Linked DNA regions of Mus musculus: region 2 is linked to region 1. A link is a loop called in an ENCODE intact Hi-C map of the cell type or tissue named here. Cell type or tissue: left cerebral cortex. All regions are shown on one strand.

The links. A loop is a pair of places that touch in the nucleus more often than their neighbours do. Peaks named below come from ENCODE experiments on the same cell type or tissue, not always from the same donor. Only the 100,000 strongest peaks of a DNase experiment are listed, where the experiment ranks them.
Region 2: it touches region 1 in a loop (11-fold over the local background); 4 of 42 quality-filtered maps call a loop at or near these places.

The regions. Positions count from the first base shown.
Region 1 is chr1:38,621,672-38,629,671 of GRCm38, reverse strand. It overlaps Aff3 (AF4/FMR2 family, member 3), which reads left to right and starts at 2,428. Exons shown (of 22, transcript NM_001290814.1): 1 at 2,428-2,583. The coding sequence starts at 2,531. In left cerebral cortex, no CTCF peak of the experiment used is centred here; DNase peaks (open chromatin) are centred at 2,230, 2,253, 2,645, 3,126 and 5 more places; H3K4me3 peaks cover 2,876 bases; H3K27ac peaks cover 1,396 bases.
Region 2 is chr1:38,433,192-38,441,191 of GRCm38, reverse strand. The region is part of intron 4 of Aff3 (AF4/FMR2 family, member 3); the gene reads left to right. Among named protein-coding and RNA genes, the nearest start is that of Aff3, 190 kb to the left of the region's middle. In left cerebral cortex, no CTCF peak of the experiment used is centred here; DNase peaks (open chromatin) are centred at 2,601 and 3,302; H3K27ac peaks cover 724 bases.

The DNA of each region.
Region 1 (8,000 bases):
TACAAATAACCTTTCCCTCCCCAAGCCTAACTCCTTTTGCTCTTTCTCCTTTTCTGGGACCCATTTATCTTCAGCCACTAAGAGGAGGAGGCTTGAATCTGTGTCCGAGCCTCAGGCTCGCTCGGCATGGGACCCGCAGTAAACACGGTTCTGTTTGTTCTTCAGCAGCTTCTTTTGTATAAACAGATGTGGTGGGAAGGGAAGGGACGGGAAGCCAGATCCCTGGGAGGGGCGGGAGGTCTCCTTTCTGGAGAAGACTCCCAGCTGCAGCCAGGAGCCCAAGGAACAGGACACATTTCTTGTTCAGGCCTTGGAACTTGCAGTTCTTCCAGGCAGGGGCTGTTCCCCTCTCTCTCTCTCCTCCACCCTCCACCCCCAGCCTTTGTTCCTGGGAAGGCTGTCTCCATGTGATGTCTATAGCTCACTTTTGCCAGAGCAAACATTTCCAAGAGGGTTTATGCTAAGTAGGTATCTGTAAGGCACATTTCCCCCCTCCTTCTCTCCAGATACACTGTAGACCAAGATTTTGGATCCCAGCCCTTCACACCTGTACTTTGTCCATATTTCCTTTGTTCTTTTGTAGCCTTCAACTAAAGGGGCCGGGGTGGTGTTTCAAGCAGCGAAGTTGTTAGTTTGTAAAAATAACCAGTCAGTTTCTACAGCGGATTTGATGCAGACTCTGCCTTCACTTAGCGATTGATATTTTCACATTAGTTATGGATGCTAATAGGGAACTATTCCAAAGCTGGGGGAAGAAAAGGATGGGGGCCCGAGAGCTTTGCAGTTCTGTTTCCGAGAGCATAGAACTCTAGTTGGCTTTTTGGCAGTTTATCTACCTGCGCCCACGACTTCGTTAGTTCTCCTTCAGAGGTGGGTGAAATAAAAAAAGGGGTTGCTCCTAGGATTTCTACCAAAGGGGCTAAATTTTTGGCGGCCTCACATGGTGGCTCTTCTTGTCTAGAAAAGGAACAAAGGCCGATACACTGCAAAGGCCTCCCTTAGGGCATGCGGGGTTTGGTGTAAGTGGTGAGCTTTGCTCGGTGCTGCTCTCTCCAGGAATCCTGGGGAATCCTGAACAGGGCTCCAGGAACTGGGGCCAAGAGCATGGGAGAGGGGAACCCCATGCACCACCCCCGGGGCCAGCATGGGATCCTCAATTTTGAGGGCAGAAGCCCAGAGATGGAAGGATAGACCAGCTCTACGCCTCCAGTCCCCACTCTCAGAGTGTATATAATAATGAGCGAGGGGGGAGCAGTCTCTCAAACCAAGGGAGTAATAATAGCAAGGGTTTTATTTTTTTTACAAGCCACAGTGGTACTCTATCATCTTTCCAGCTGACAATCTGCCACTCTCTAGACAGGAGAGGAGGCGGCGGGAAGTTTGTAGTGGAAACCCAGAGAGGCCTTTCCAGTATGAAATAAAAAGAAAGGAGACTGGTTTCCAGGGACTGGGCAGCTGAGGGCTAGTGGGATACCCCTCGTCCTCCCAGCCCCCAGGCTAAACTGCAGCTGAAAGCAGGTCTTGGAAGACGCTTCCTTCCCGCCTCCTCTTTATTTCACTTAAGTTACTGGCTCCAGATATTTGAAACGATTTGTTTTCAGCGCTGCCGTGGGCTGCACTGTTAACTCTCACCGCGCCTGGGGCGCCCAGGGCTTTTCCTTCCTAGCGCCCACCCCAGATCTTCAAGAGTGCACACCTCCAGCCGCAGCGCCCTGCGGGTTCCCCTTAATTTGCGGAGGACCAGAAAGTCCCAGCTGGACACGGGGCGAGGGCGAGAGGCAGGGGTCTGCTTTGCTGCAGGCCGGCCTCGGCTCGGCACGGCATCCCCCTGCCCTCGGCGCCGCTGCGCCGCTCCCTTTGGCTCAGAGGACGTCCCCCGCAACCCTCGGGGCCACTGAGGGTCTGGAGAGATGGAGGGGCGCGGGTGAGGAGGGCGAGCCGGCAGTCCGGCCCGAGAAAGGGCGCGGGACCCCGAGCAGCCGCACGGGGAGAGCGGGGAGCGCGGGGAGCGCAGGGGCGCGCGGGGCGGGCGCGGCGCGGGGCTCAGGACGCGCGCGCGCGCCTCGGCCTCGCCCGCGCACACGCGCCTCCCGGAGGAGAAAGAGGCGGGCGGGCGAGCGGGCGGGCGCAGAGCACCGCGCCGGCGGCTGCAGCGGGCCGGGCCGCCGCGAGGGAGGGGCGGAGGGGCGGGCGCAGGCCGGGAGGGGGCGGCGGCGCGGCGAGAGAGCGAGCTCGCGGCTCTCGGCGAGTGTGGCTGCGCGCGAGCCGGCGAGCGGGTGAGTGCGCCGGGCGGGCCCGGGAAGCAGGGGCCGCGGGGGTGCCGGGCACTGAGAGCCGGGGGAGGGTGACTGGCGGGCAGGCGGGCAGGCGGGCGGCGGCGGCTCGGGCGCGGCCGGGATGCACCTTAGCGGGCGCCTCTCGTTGCAGCGCGCGGGCGGCCCGAGGCTCGGCAGCGGCGGCGGCGGACACGGCGGCGGCGGACACAGCGGCGGCGGCGGACACGGCGGCGGCGGCGCTGACACCTCCCACCATGGACAGCTTCGACTTAGCCCTGCTCCAGGAATGGGACCTCGAGTCGCTGTGGTGAGTCCCGGTGCTGGCCGCTGGGGAGCCGCGCTGGCCCCGCCTGCCCTCACCTGGGCCGGGACTCCGGGTGCCCGGCCGCCGTGGGGGTGGGGTGGCTCGGGGACACCCGCCTCGCTGGCCGGCTCCTTCCAGCCTTGGCGGGCTGGATGCTCGGCCGCCTCCCCGTGAATTCGTCGGTCTCCGGTTCCGTTCTCTCCCCTCGGTGCTTGCCTGCGCTAGCTCAGGGGGCCGGGGTCTGGCTGCCACTGGAGGAGCGCAGCGGTGGAGGGGAAGAGAACCGATTTTTAGAACGTGTCACTGATGCCTGAGAGCCCACCCCTCATCTCGCAGCCCCTCTCAGCTCCCTTCCTTCGGATTGTGCTCCCCTCCAGCTCCCGGAGAGCCTCAGGCTCACCACCCCTGTGACCCCCTAGAGTTGGTACCTCTACGAAGTGCCCGGAGAGGATGCTCTCTAGCCTTGCGCCCTGCCTGCTCCCTGCTTGGCGTTTGCATCCTTCCTCTGTCCTACCTCACTCCCACTGGAGATGGAAAAGTGAGCACCCTAGGCAGGAGGCCAGTGTGTCTTGGTGCCCGAATTCCGGAGGCCTTGGCCCAGGGAGACTCATTTCCCGGAGGTTCTCGGTTCCTTTGCACCCTTTCTTCACACATGCCCATGGCTGAACTCCTCACTCTTTTTGTCAAGCTCAAAGCTGGCAGCCTGGAATGCACTTGGGGTTCCAGTTCTCGCTAATCTCGCATTAGGGAGAGCTGCTATAGGTAAATCACAGGTAGATGCAATTTAATTCTAGTTGCGGTTGTCTGAAAAATCCCATTGGCTGCTTCAGCATCCCTCACATTGCCCCCACCCCTTAAATGTTTCCAACCAGCCCTATTCAGGTGGTAAAATTACTGCTTGTATATTCCTGGAGGAACTTGTGTTATGTTTAATATTTACGGGGATGAACATCTGCTGGAACAAGCATATTAACTGCTTTCTGTTCTGCCTCTGGTAATCGCTGATTGTAGAGCTGAGCAGTTCCCTTTTTAATTCAGTAAAGAGTTCACATGTGTCAAAAACTGCAAGTGGTGTGCACATGAATATGCGATGCACAATTTTAAAGCTAAACTGCTTTATGATTTATGACACATACCTCGATGGCATGTGGGCATGTGAATCTCCATAGTGACTTAGGCTCAAAGTGACTTTATTTTCTTAAAGACAGGTGTAACAAAATAAACTAGACACAGAGCTCACGAATTATCGGGCAGTTTCTTATAGAAGATCCGACGGTGACTACAGCTTGCTCTGCATAATGCTAGCACCTATAAAACACACAAGGATGGGCTCCAATGTAATAAAACTTGTATATATTACACTGGCAACTTCAAAGAGCTAGTGTAGAGAGAATATGGAACATGTTATTACTCTATAAAAGTTGCTAATTACTGTGTTGCTGCTCCTGGGGTTATTCCAGTCTTTCATTTACAGATACCTATTATTTTACAGGTTTACCTTTTGAAATATTGGTTTCTGGCACAAATTCAATAGCTTCCCAGATAACAACTGCCTTTTAAAAATGACTTTTGCTTTTTAAAATCTAGGCAGGCTTGTAGTTAAAGGGGAGAACTTATTTTTTGGACGCATGTTTATGCTACTTATCCACTTTCTGGTTCAAATTGAACTCCTGTATGGTTTTTATAAGTTGTATTTTGAGATTATCAGTGGTAATGTGTAGGCCTTTTTGGCAAGGGCTCAAGGTGTGTCTTCAGTTCCCAGTAAATTATCTTGAATACTGTCAAAGAATGCCTGCTGAATTGTCTTTAAATTTTTAATATCCTATTTATTTATTTATTTATTTATTTATTTATTTGACCATATCTCTCAACATAGTCCAGGCTGGCCTGAAACTTGCTTTGTAGACTGGGCTGGCCTCAGACCACATAGATTTTACCTGTTTCACTAGTGCATTGAGGACATTGCGCCACCACAGCTGGAAAGCATTTTTTTTTAAGCCATTGCACACTCAATCAGATTTGTAAGCAATATATAGTTTCTTGGCTTAAGAAAGCATGTTAGATTTCTTGATTACAGTATAGTAGAACAGTTTGGCTTAAGAGAATGTTTCTTATTTTGTGGATATAGAATTTACATTTACAAAAGGTTATCTTTAGGTAAAGTTAAAGATAAACCAAAAAACTTGGGTTTGCATTTCAAATATGTCAGACATTCTCTTAGTTATGGACCAATTTTTGCATGACATTTCTAACTCAATTTTAGGATTTGCTAAAGACTTTTATGTTTACAGTTCAGTTTCAAGCTCATGCATGATCAAAAACATGTAGTCTCTCTCTCTCTGTCTCTCTCTCCTTCTCCCCCTCCCTCCCGCTCGTTCGCTCCTCTCTTTCTCCAGCTCTTGTTTGTTTTTGAAAGAAAGTCTTGGTGTGCAAGTTTCACACTCAAGGTAATTATCCTGCCTCAGTCTACTAAGTTCCGGGATACCAGGCATGGGTCCTTCATGCCTGGCATACTTGATTACTTTCTATATGTCTGATATTCCTATATCTGTTATCTTCTTGTTTGAATCTGATAACATCTCAAAAGTAAATGACAGTACTCTCATTTTATAGATAAGAAAATACGAGTTTTAATCTGTAACTGTGCCAAGACCAAAAATGACAGCAGGTATTTTAAGTCTAATATTTGCTACATACTTGTCAGAGGCATGGCCATTATATGTCCTAGGTCATTTATTCCCCAACAAGAAACTTACCATGTACGTACTGTTGTTGGTCTGATTTTTACAGAGAGGAAAATTGAGGATAGGTGATCAGGTAGCTTGTCTGAGTTTATACAGCTCTGCCTCAATGAAGAATTAGCTTCGAGGTCCGCTTTCTGATATCAGGGCTATGCATTTTCTAGAGCCCCGCAGATGTCTTCCAGCCGATGAAGAGCGGCTTTGCAGGAATTACCAAGCAAGACCCTGACATCTGCAAGTTAAGGTTGTGTCAAAATATTAAAAGAGAAGGTCAGAACCTTAAATGGTATTGATTTAAAAAAAAAATCTGAAAACCAAATGCCATGAGTTAGGAGTGGTGCCTGTTAATTATCTCATGAAAGGAGATATAAATTTTAAATAAAGACCACTGAACACATCTGTTTCATCATAGGGGAAAAAAAGCACCCATCTTTGAAGAGAGGAGGTGCAGATTAATAGCCAGAGACTCTTATTTTGGTAACAGAACAACTTTTTCTAATTGGTAGACATGGAATCCCGAGCAAACAAATTGCACTTTATTAGTTTTGACTCTGGCTTTGAACCCAAGTATGCTTCTTGTACGTGCGGGAGGACGAGTCTCACACCACTATAGACAGTATATGAAACAAAAGTATGACCAGTGTGATACAATCAACTGATAGGAGCTTCCGTGTCTGTCTCCTTCCATACTATCACCCCCATACAGAAGCACCCATATTTGTATCTCAGGGTTGATCTTTCGTGCAGGACCTATCCGATAACTGATCATTTCAACTGTCTGTTAAAACGGAGATGGATGTCCGTAAGAAACATTTTTAAGCTGCGCTACTTCCGGTTTCTACTCTGAAGGTCAGAGATGCAGAGAAGGGGCTCCTTCTGCACAGGAGTCTGCAGCTTCTGCAGGCCTGAGCCCTGAGCAGAGGCAGTTATCCCAGGGAGCAATGCCTCCCTTTGGTTCCCTCCTGCTCTTTCTCTAGAGGTTCAGTCATTTTGGCTCAGCTGCTACACACATCAGGGTCTCTAAAGTGATGGTCACCCCTCCCGACAGACTCACTGTTGCTTTTGTTTATTTGGTGGCTGATGTAGGGGATGAGCTGGGTTGGGCATTCCTCCTTAGTTTTAGAGTTGGACAAGAACATAAATGCAAAAGGCAGTTTTCTGTTCCAGAGAGTCAAAAACCGACTACTCCCATACTTGGGACTGGGGTGGATAGTAGATAGGCAATTTTTCTTAATTTTTATTATTATTATTATTTTAGTTTTTACTTATTTTTTAAAAGGCTTCCATAGAAGAGGTGGCCTTTGAAATAAACTTTGGGAGATGAACTGGCTTTTACAGATGGTGGGGGAAAATGGCATAGGGGCATCTAGAACAAAGGCTTTTTGGTTTTTGTTTTTTATTTTTGTATTTCTAGGAGTGCTTTTTATTGATCACGGTGGAATTACCTGTACTGTGTATTTTAAACACGCAGCCTGGTCATCATGAGATGGTTTGTCAAACGTGAAAAGTTTTCCAAAACTAAGTTATATTTACTCTTCTCTAAATAAGAACACCTTTTTATTCCTAGGGAGAAAGTCAATCAAGATGGAATCATAAATATTAATAAGATCTTGTCTATTAGTCGCTTGACCCTCACCCCCACAGACTTTACATAAGCCAGAGTCCCTACATTTCTGTTCACACAGGCATTATACACCCCTCAGGTCCAACCCTATGGGATTGTAACCCCTGGGGCAAGAGAGACAGCTCAACAGTTAAGAGTGTGTATTGCTTTTCCAATTGATGTGAGTTCAGTTCTTAGCACCACAGGAGGCAGCTTGTATCCACTTATAACTCCATCTCTAGAGGAATACAATCCTCTCTTCTGGTCTCCATGGGCATATGCAGCATACAACCACATGGACATATCCACATACATACAACAAAAATTCAAAAGGGAAAAGGGATTGTAACACATGGATGTTTCAAATCAATGTTCATGTGGTAGGCATTGCTATTGGACAGGTATTACTGGCTTAAATATTTTGCGCTGAGACTCTGAGTTGATACACATTTAACATTGCAACCCAGTATTCCTGTGAACGTGAGTACACATGACTAAAATACGAGTGTCAGGTGATACCCGGTGATGTACATGATGCAGTCTGATATCTTCTATATCAAATCTGATATCTTTCTTTTTAAAAAATTTCCCATCCATGGATTGAAGCCTGCAATGTGAGAACATCTCGCATCCCCCATCAGGAGGCAAAGGGGAGAGACTGTTAGGAGTTTAGAGTGTTGTAGGTTGCCCTGATGCTCTTTGCATTCTGATGTTAATTCTACTTCCTGAAGAGGGGCTGCTCCCCACCCCCGCCCCCAGCTGCCCCCTGCCGAGAGCAGTGGATCACATGGGTGATCTCCTGTGATTCCCCTTCTCCATTTTAACTGGTTAAATAAAGGTTAGAGCCTGTGATTGGGCAGTGGAAAGAAATGGTGGGACAGGATGTCTTAGAAAGTGGGGGCAGATATGAGGAGGAAAAGGGAGGAGAGAGGAAGAGGAGAGGAAGAGGACGTGAATACGGAGCCTAACCATGTGGCCAGGAGAAGTTTCAAGTAGCAGCCCTAAGTCTGCCCAATCCGGACATATAGCTTAGGAATGTAATAACCAGATTGTGTGTTTTTATACGGGCTTGTTGG
Region 2 (8,000 bases), 190 kb after region 1:
GGCTTACTTCTTTTACACTTGAAAGGTTCCATGTGTGAGATTTCTGTGTTTTGTGAAGACGTCACATTAGTGCAAATTTCTATTAATTATTAACACATTGCAAAAGTTAAAAATTCACATTTTTCACAGGAGGGTAATTTTTCCTTTCCTGATCCATATATTATTTTGTTTTGTTTTCTCTGCTTGGAGTTAAATATAAAACAGTTTATTGATAGCCGCTGAGTCTCTTCCCAGACTCCAGAAAAGACTTCCTGGCCCCTTTGAGATCTGTCTGTTGCTGTCCATCTCTCCCTCCTAGTTTAATTGCTTACAGAGTGAAACCTTGCTCTATTTTATCAAAAGTAGCACCATGTCATTGCTTATAGTACCCCCTGACTTGTGCTATGTCCCCTTGTCACCCACATACCTCAGAGGCTCCATCGCCCTGACAGTAGCTTTTCCATCAGTAATCAGAGTAGTTCTTGCACCAGAATCTAATTAATGTGCCTATCAAATTGCCTATTTAGGAATCAACTGGGAGAGAGGAAGTGGCCACGCCCAGGCTGGCAGTGCTGGTCTTCATGTGTCGGATTCTCAGGGCTTCAGCTCCATTGTATTAAAAAGCATCTTCTCTATTACCCATTGCTAAGTAAATATCTTAGGACAGGATGTCCGGAGGGATGTACAGACTTTCTGTGGATCCCCTTCGGCCAGACACATCCGTTCATAAGCAGAGGGAGGCCATGCTTCTAGAGTAGACTGCCAGGGGTTGCTACCACAGGGGATGGATGCCTTCCCAAGGCATGGGCCAGACTGTCTTTGGGGGCTTATTCAACCAGAGCCTGTGCTGACTCTGCTCCTGGCAGGAAGTCAGGCATCCATGCAGTGGTGCTCAGTAGGTGGCTTCTGTCACAGCTGGATGCTCTCAGCCTTCCCTTGGGGAGATTGCCCCCTCATTTTGACCTCATAAAAATATAGTGTCTTTAGAATGCCTATCATTGCTTAACGATAATTCATTTTGCAGAATGGGATTTCCAAGGCCCCATTGCCCAGATTAATGGCTGTTCCCTGGACATCAGGAAAACCTCAACAGCACAATTATTTGTCTCTTCATTTTATATACATTCACCCACACAGAGGATGAGCTAGAGAGAGAGAGGGAGAGAGAGAGAGAGAGAGATATGGGTGAGCTAGGCTCTCACATAAGCAGGGACAGCAAGAGATTGGAAAAAAAAAGATTTATAGGCTGTAGCAAGAGAGGGTAAAGGAGGGGAGGCGGATGAAGACCAATCATGCTGAAATGAGACTTGACTTGCTGCTCTTTTTCTTTCCCAGTCTCATTTTGCTGGGTGCCCCTCCCCAGCATAGCTGTTCAGTCACTCCTGTGTGTGCTCATGCATAAATTCAGGTCAAGTAGAAAACCCCGACTTCTCTCTTCATCATAGGAACGGGTAATGTTCTTATCGATACGTAACGAGGAATCGCAACTAATTTGGCTCGTGACCTTATTCTTTTATCATTAATGGTGGAAATGGTATTTGCTTAGCCATTAATACATTCGGTTCAGTAAACTAAAGCTGTTTGAAATTTCCACTAATCCTTTCCCATTGAGGATTTCCTTTGGACCAAATCACTTGCGAGTAAAACTAAAAAGTAAATGCATGCCCAGGTTTCTAAGATTTTCTGGGATCAAACATAATTTACAGGGCACAGCATTTTAAAATGAGATTTCTTTTTCTCCTTTATGTTCGCTAGCTGGTCCCAGAGTACTGGAGCATGAATGAACTGTTTACTGAAAATATAAATTGCATGAACTTACCCCATGAAGTGTTCAAGTACTAAGGGCTTTTTTTTTTCAATGAAAGAAAATTGAACCAGTACACTAGGAGAAAATAAAAGTAGAAAACTGTTATAACACCTAGCTCTTTTCCTTTTTTTTCTGAAAAGATGCTTTTCGAATGAATCTGTCTCTGCTGTTTAATTTACAGCTTGAGGGCTCATTAGGATGATAAATGGCATGGTTGGAGAATGAAACATACTTTCTGAACAAAAGACAATGTCGGTAGCCTAATAACATTTTATGCTAGCACTTATATCAGTCAGAAGTAGATGCTATTTATCCCTGTGATTATTTAAAAATCATTTTTATTGTCCTTTGTGCTGTGTCCTCTTGCAGGGATTTTAATTCAGAGTTTGACACCTACTTATTAACTTCGACGAAGTGTTGAGTGCAAAGGCCGATACTTTATAAAGAATTCTAAGCAGCCGTGTTTATATAGCCTGCAGCTGTACACAAATTAGCTCAGTTTGGATCTGTTTCGATCAGAAATAGAAATCGTGTCGGGATAGCAAGTCACCTCTGTTTCTTTGGCGAAGCATGTGCTCTCTGCTGTCTGCCTCCATCTGAAGCAGCGGGACTTGCAGAGTAGACAGAAGGGGAGTTTTCCTAATGGTAAAGGAGCCCTTATGCATAAATACATCACTTCCATTTCCCTTGCTTTCTCCAACTGCTTGTCCCAAACAGCACTCTGTCATCTGTCACCACACACTCACGCCCGTCCTTTCTTCCCTCAGCCCCTCTCCAGGCCCACATTTCCACTCCCACACCCTCACTCTCCATCCAGATTGCTTCTTCCCTAAGCCATCTGTCTCCCTGGCTGCATATTTTCCCAGCTACTATGTGGGCTTAATTTTTTTCCAGGGTGGGTAGCACCCTTTTGAAATTGAGTGGGAGGCCTATATATGTGTGAAGAAGTGAAGACCAGGGATCCTGGGATGAGGGATTCTCCTGGCTGCTTTGCAAAACAGCTAGCACATGTGTGTGTGCATGTATGTGTGTGTGTGCTTATGTGTGCATGTGCATGTGTGTGAGAGTATATGTGCATTTATGTGTGTGTGCTTGCATGTGTGTGTGTGTGTGTGTGTCTGTGCATGTGTATGCATGTATGCGTATGCATGTATGTACATGCATGTGTGTTTGCATGTATGTATGCATGCATGTGTGTTTGCATGTGTGTCTCTCTGCTTGTGTATATATGTATGCATATATGTAAATGCATGTGTGTGCTCAAGCATGTGTGTATGTATTTGTGTGCATGCATGTGTGTGTGCAAGTGTATGTGCATGTATGTGTACATATGTGTGTGTTTATGTGTACATGCATACTCGTGCTTGCTCACAGTGTCATTCCACCTTTTGTGTGGCCATATTTCCAGCCTCTGTTTCCTCCCCCCTCAAGATGCCAATGCATGTCACTTGTGACTCATCCTTGAGGTTTTCTGAAAGGCCAAGTGTCTGTCTGGCCCTCCTAAGAGGAAAAACAGCTCTAGCACTGGCTCAGAGAACTGGGTGAGTCACACCCCTGGGAGATGTCTTGTCATCTCCCAGGGTTCAGCAGGCACTCTTAGGCGTGAGGCACAAAAGTGGGAACGGGAAATGTGTTCTCTTAGTCGAGTGCACACATGTCTTTCCACACTCACACACTCCTGCAGTCTTGGGTTTTGTTTGTTTGCTTTGTATTTCTTTTATATAAAGCTGCAGAGAAAAAAAACAACAACAAAAACTCACCACCCACAAAACATAAGAGACAAATTCTTGGAAAGCAAAATTCTTGTTGCTACTCTTTTAAACTCTCTTTAAATGGTATTTGCAGCTAATATTTTCTGCAGAAATTCTTCAGAGGCTTGAATTTTGTTCCTACTGGTCTGGCATCACAGCAAATGAAAGAATATCCAAACACCTTCTCATTTTCTCTGTCATTTTAGATAGTACTCATATTCATACATAATGACTTTTATATCTTAATAAAAGTTGCAGCAATAATTAAGAATACCTTTTAAAAAGGGCACATAGAGCCACCTGATTGTTCCAATGGACATTATCATAAAACTCAAGAGAGAGCTCATGGCGTTAAGACAAGGCCTTCTAATCCCCAGAGAATTGGGCATGGCCTAAGGAGTTATGTGACCATGAGAGATGCTAACCAATGTCTTTTGCTTCCTTTGACAAAACATGAGCACAGAAAGATCAGTTGTTCGTGTCCAGCTGACCTAAATTAACCTCTCCAAAAGGTCAGAATTCCTTGACAAAGCACCCTTGACCTGTCGTCTACCAACAAGGTAACAGAGATTACATGTTAGTGGTCTGTTCCACCTAAAGGGATTGGTGGTGGAGGGAGGCTGTCACACATGTTGCAGATTGTGCATAGTACTTCCTTAGTGTTATTAATACTGTTGTGATGCTCATTCACGGATGCACTAAGAAGCTGAGGAGCATGGCCCAGAACATAGAAACAAGATCCTGTCCACAGTGTGGATTTAAATAAACTGGAAGATGGATGGCGGAGACCTAACAGTTCAGGGAAAGGAAATGATTTCAAGAGAGGAATTCCACGAATCTGCAGAACTCATTATGGGCCTCGGAGGAACATCACAGACCCTTTTCAAAAGCATAAATAATAGGCACCTTTGTTAAAGAATCCAGTCTGGAAAACAGTTTGAGAGCCTCGTGCTTTGTGTCTCTGTCACCACGGCCAGGTCTGGAATTGTTTTCAACCCTGTAAGTTAGCACTTCATTTCTTCTCCCCGGCAGAGTCCTGGGCTGCCCCTGAGCACACGCGTTAGGACACATAAAGACAGCCTGGCAGGCCTCTGAAGTGACCTAATTTTGCAGCCTTTGGGCTGTCCAAGTTTTCTTTTCTTCTGTCTACATTTAATCCAGACAGCTGTGCACCACATAATGGTGTTTTGTTTGGAAAGGGGCATTTGAATCCGAGATGATCCCCTGAGCGTCTATAAAGCTGGAAAGGTCCTATCGCTAAGTGGAAGCACTGTGGCTGTCCTAACGTCCTGGGACAGGGCACTGGTCCCATGATTCTGATGATGCTGTACCTACTGACCTGTGGTTCTAGGACAGTAGGACAGTGGTAGTTATGTCTGGTGTGTGTACATTGATCATGATGTACATAGCTGTGTTACAACTATACATACTTGCTCTGCCCTTTAATCATCAGCTTGACTGTACTCCTGGAAACACTACAGAGAAGTGTACTCTGGCAGCTGCTGTAGTCTCCGTGTTTGGGGGTTACCTGCCTCTTGGTTACATCTGGTGCCATGGGGATGGAGTTTGCTGTGTTGCCATTCCTTGAGCACCCCATGACGGTTACACACTGATGATATTGCCTGGCACATCTCTAGGTTTTGCTGTCATTCTGTTTAAAGTTATTCTCTATTCCAGGTCTATAGGGGGTTAGGGTTAAAGTCTTCATAGTTTATTACCGTAGTGTTCTAAGTTAGGAACCCTAAAGTAGATTTGTTTGCAAGCTTTGTCTCTGTCTACTCACAGCCTTTGTCTCTCTCAGGAGGCATCACGTGTTCACACAGGAGTTTAATGATGGTTCACTCAGGTAACTGATGGTTTGGCCTGGTCCTAAATTTTAATTTTTTTTTATTTTATTAAATTTTAGAGTCCTCTCCCCAGAAATCGGGATAACTATAAACAATACAAATAATACCTATAGGCAGAACATCAGAAAACATGTTTTTTTTTGTTTTGTTTTTGTTTTTGCTAAAGTCTGTAATGCTTGTTACAAAGCAGCATATTTGAGATATCGTGAGATACTGAATGACTTTAGGAGAAACTACATTCAACAATCCATCATGAGAGAATTAAAACGCTTCTTTGTATTCCATTAAGTAAATAATCATAGAGCAGAATTTTCCCCTAACTCAAGTTGTTTTTGTAAATCTAACTAAATGTAATTGCAGACAGAGAACACTCCATTTTAAGAACAACTTCATGTTAAAGTCCTAACTTAGTCCTTTGAAATTCAGCTAAAGTCATTTTTTCTTAATCAAGCTGCCTTTCCTTGATTCTCCCCTCAACTGGAGCAAAATGCACGGTTGGTCTGGAGAAGATTGACACAAGGTCCCAGAAATGCCCTACCTTGGTTTTACCTGCTACTGACCATCACAAAATCACAGTTTATTGGCTGATTTTCCTTTTTTAACAAAGATCCTAATTGCCGAGTGCTTTCCAGCATTGAGTGACGAATAGCCAAGGTCAGTTGACCTTCAGGGGAGGGACATAGCAGTGTGAAGTGTAGGCTAGGAAGAGTGACTGTTGTGGTTCATCCATTTATGATGAATGATGATTTCGGTTCATGACTTCTGTGGTTCTCTCTCTCTCTCTCTCTCTCTCTCTCTCTCTCTCTCTCTCTGTCTCTCTCTCTCCTCTTCATCTGCATCACCTAGAATAGATTCTGACACACAGTGAGGGACATGAATGCAGATTGCATTCTTTGGTGAAGTTCTTTGGTTTAGAATGGAAGAAACTAGTGTCTAAACAGCGTGCCGTCTCCCTGTCCAGCAACCTTCGCTTTAGTGAGAGGCAGAGTTATATTGGTTGGTAAACTCAGTAGGTTATTACACGGTGCTCTGTGCTTTTCTTTGAATTTCTCCTTGTGTTCTCCTTCATGATATTCTCGTCATGAGAGGAATTCCCATTTGAAATGTTGTCCGATGGAATGACTCCCACTCGCCCTGTCTCAGGACCTCAGTGTCTCTTCCTCACACTCCTTGTCAACCTGTTCTGCTTCCCTGGAGCTGTCACAGAGCCCTCGCCCAGCAAGAGGTGGACAGCTTCAGTTATGTCACACTGACACCCCCAGTGTGTACTGGGCTCATGTTCTTCCCTCCATCCTACACTCCAGTCACTTACCAGGTATCACTGTAAAAACCAGAAACAGAGAGGGCCCTGGTGTTTCTGTTCAGACCACATGCCAATTCTCATCACTGCCCTTCAAGATGTATCAAAGATGAGTGGGGTCAAGAACCTCCTGTGAACCTGTCCCTCACTGCGTCCAAAACACGCTTAGGTCACACCCTCCTGCTCTCCACATTCACTGTCTTATATTCCTAACTTCCACATACATCTTCACCCTAGGCCTCCATATCCCCAAACAACCAGTCTGAGCTGTATCCTCACACCATTAAAATGTTCAGTACTGTCTGAACTCTGGCTGCAAATAGCCATTGTTTCTGAGAGGCCATGGCTGACTCGGCTGGAAAGCCCAAGGAAGGGTTCTGTTCTACGGCAGGTGCAAATAACTCTAGAGAAGCGTTGTCTCTACGCTTGAAGGAAACTGAAGGAATATCGGTGTGGCCAAGGGGTGGTATCCCAAGGCAGAGTGTTTTGGGATGAGGGAGGAGATGGGTCACGCAGAGCCACTTAGGCTGTCTTTGGCCTTTGCTTCTTAGTGGAAGACCATGGAAGGCAATGGTATTAAGCAAGAGAATGATACCGCATCCCTTTCCTCTCACACAGAGTAGTCTGGCTTCTGTGTAGAGAGAAGTAAGGAGACCTGAGAATCTCAGCATATGCAGACGTAAAGTTCCTTTTGGAGATGGAGTTGCTTTGCCTTATGGCATAAATGAATGTAAAGGAAGTCGGCATGGGGTAATCTTAGGTGGGCAGACAATGGTGGAAGCTTAGCAGTGGAGATCAAGACGTTAGTCTCAGGTATATGGGTTGAGATGCCCAAGTGGATGTGACAGTCCCCTAGAGAGACAAGCCTGGACTTCAACAAGAAGTCAAAGATACACAATCGCAAGCCAAGGTCTGGGGAATGGCTGAAGCCAGCAGGCGCAGCCAAGCCTGTCTGGAATAAAAAGGAAAAAGAAAATGAAGAAGGTCCCAGACCTGGTGCTTTGTGACATTGGGTTGAAGTGATTGAAGGAAGGGCAGCAGAGATGAGAGACAGGGAAAAACAGAGCCACTGATGTCCTGAAGCCTGGAAAACACTCCCTGGGAAAAGAAGTGAGCTGCTTGGTCTGCTTACAGCAGCAGGAAGGATGAAGATCAAAACATCCCCTGTGGTGAGCACCATGCAGGTTTCCAGTGACTTGCTTATGAGCCACCTTGTGGAGGTAGGAACAGAAGCCACACCAGGTCTATTTAAAGAGGGAGTCTCAAGGAATGTGCCTGACAAATGCAGACCAAGCCATGTGTGGGGCTCCCTGTAT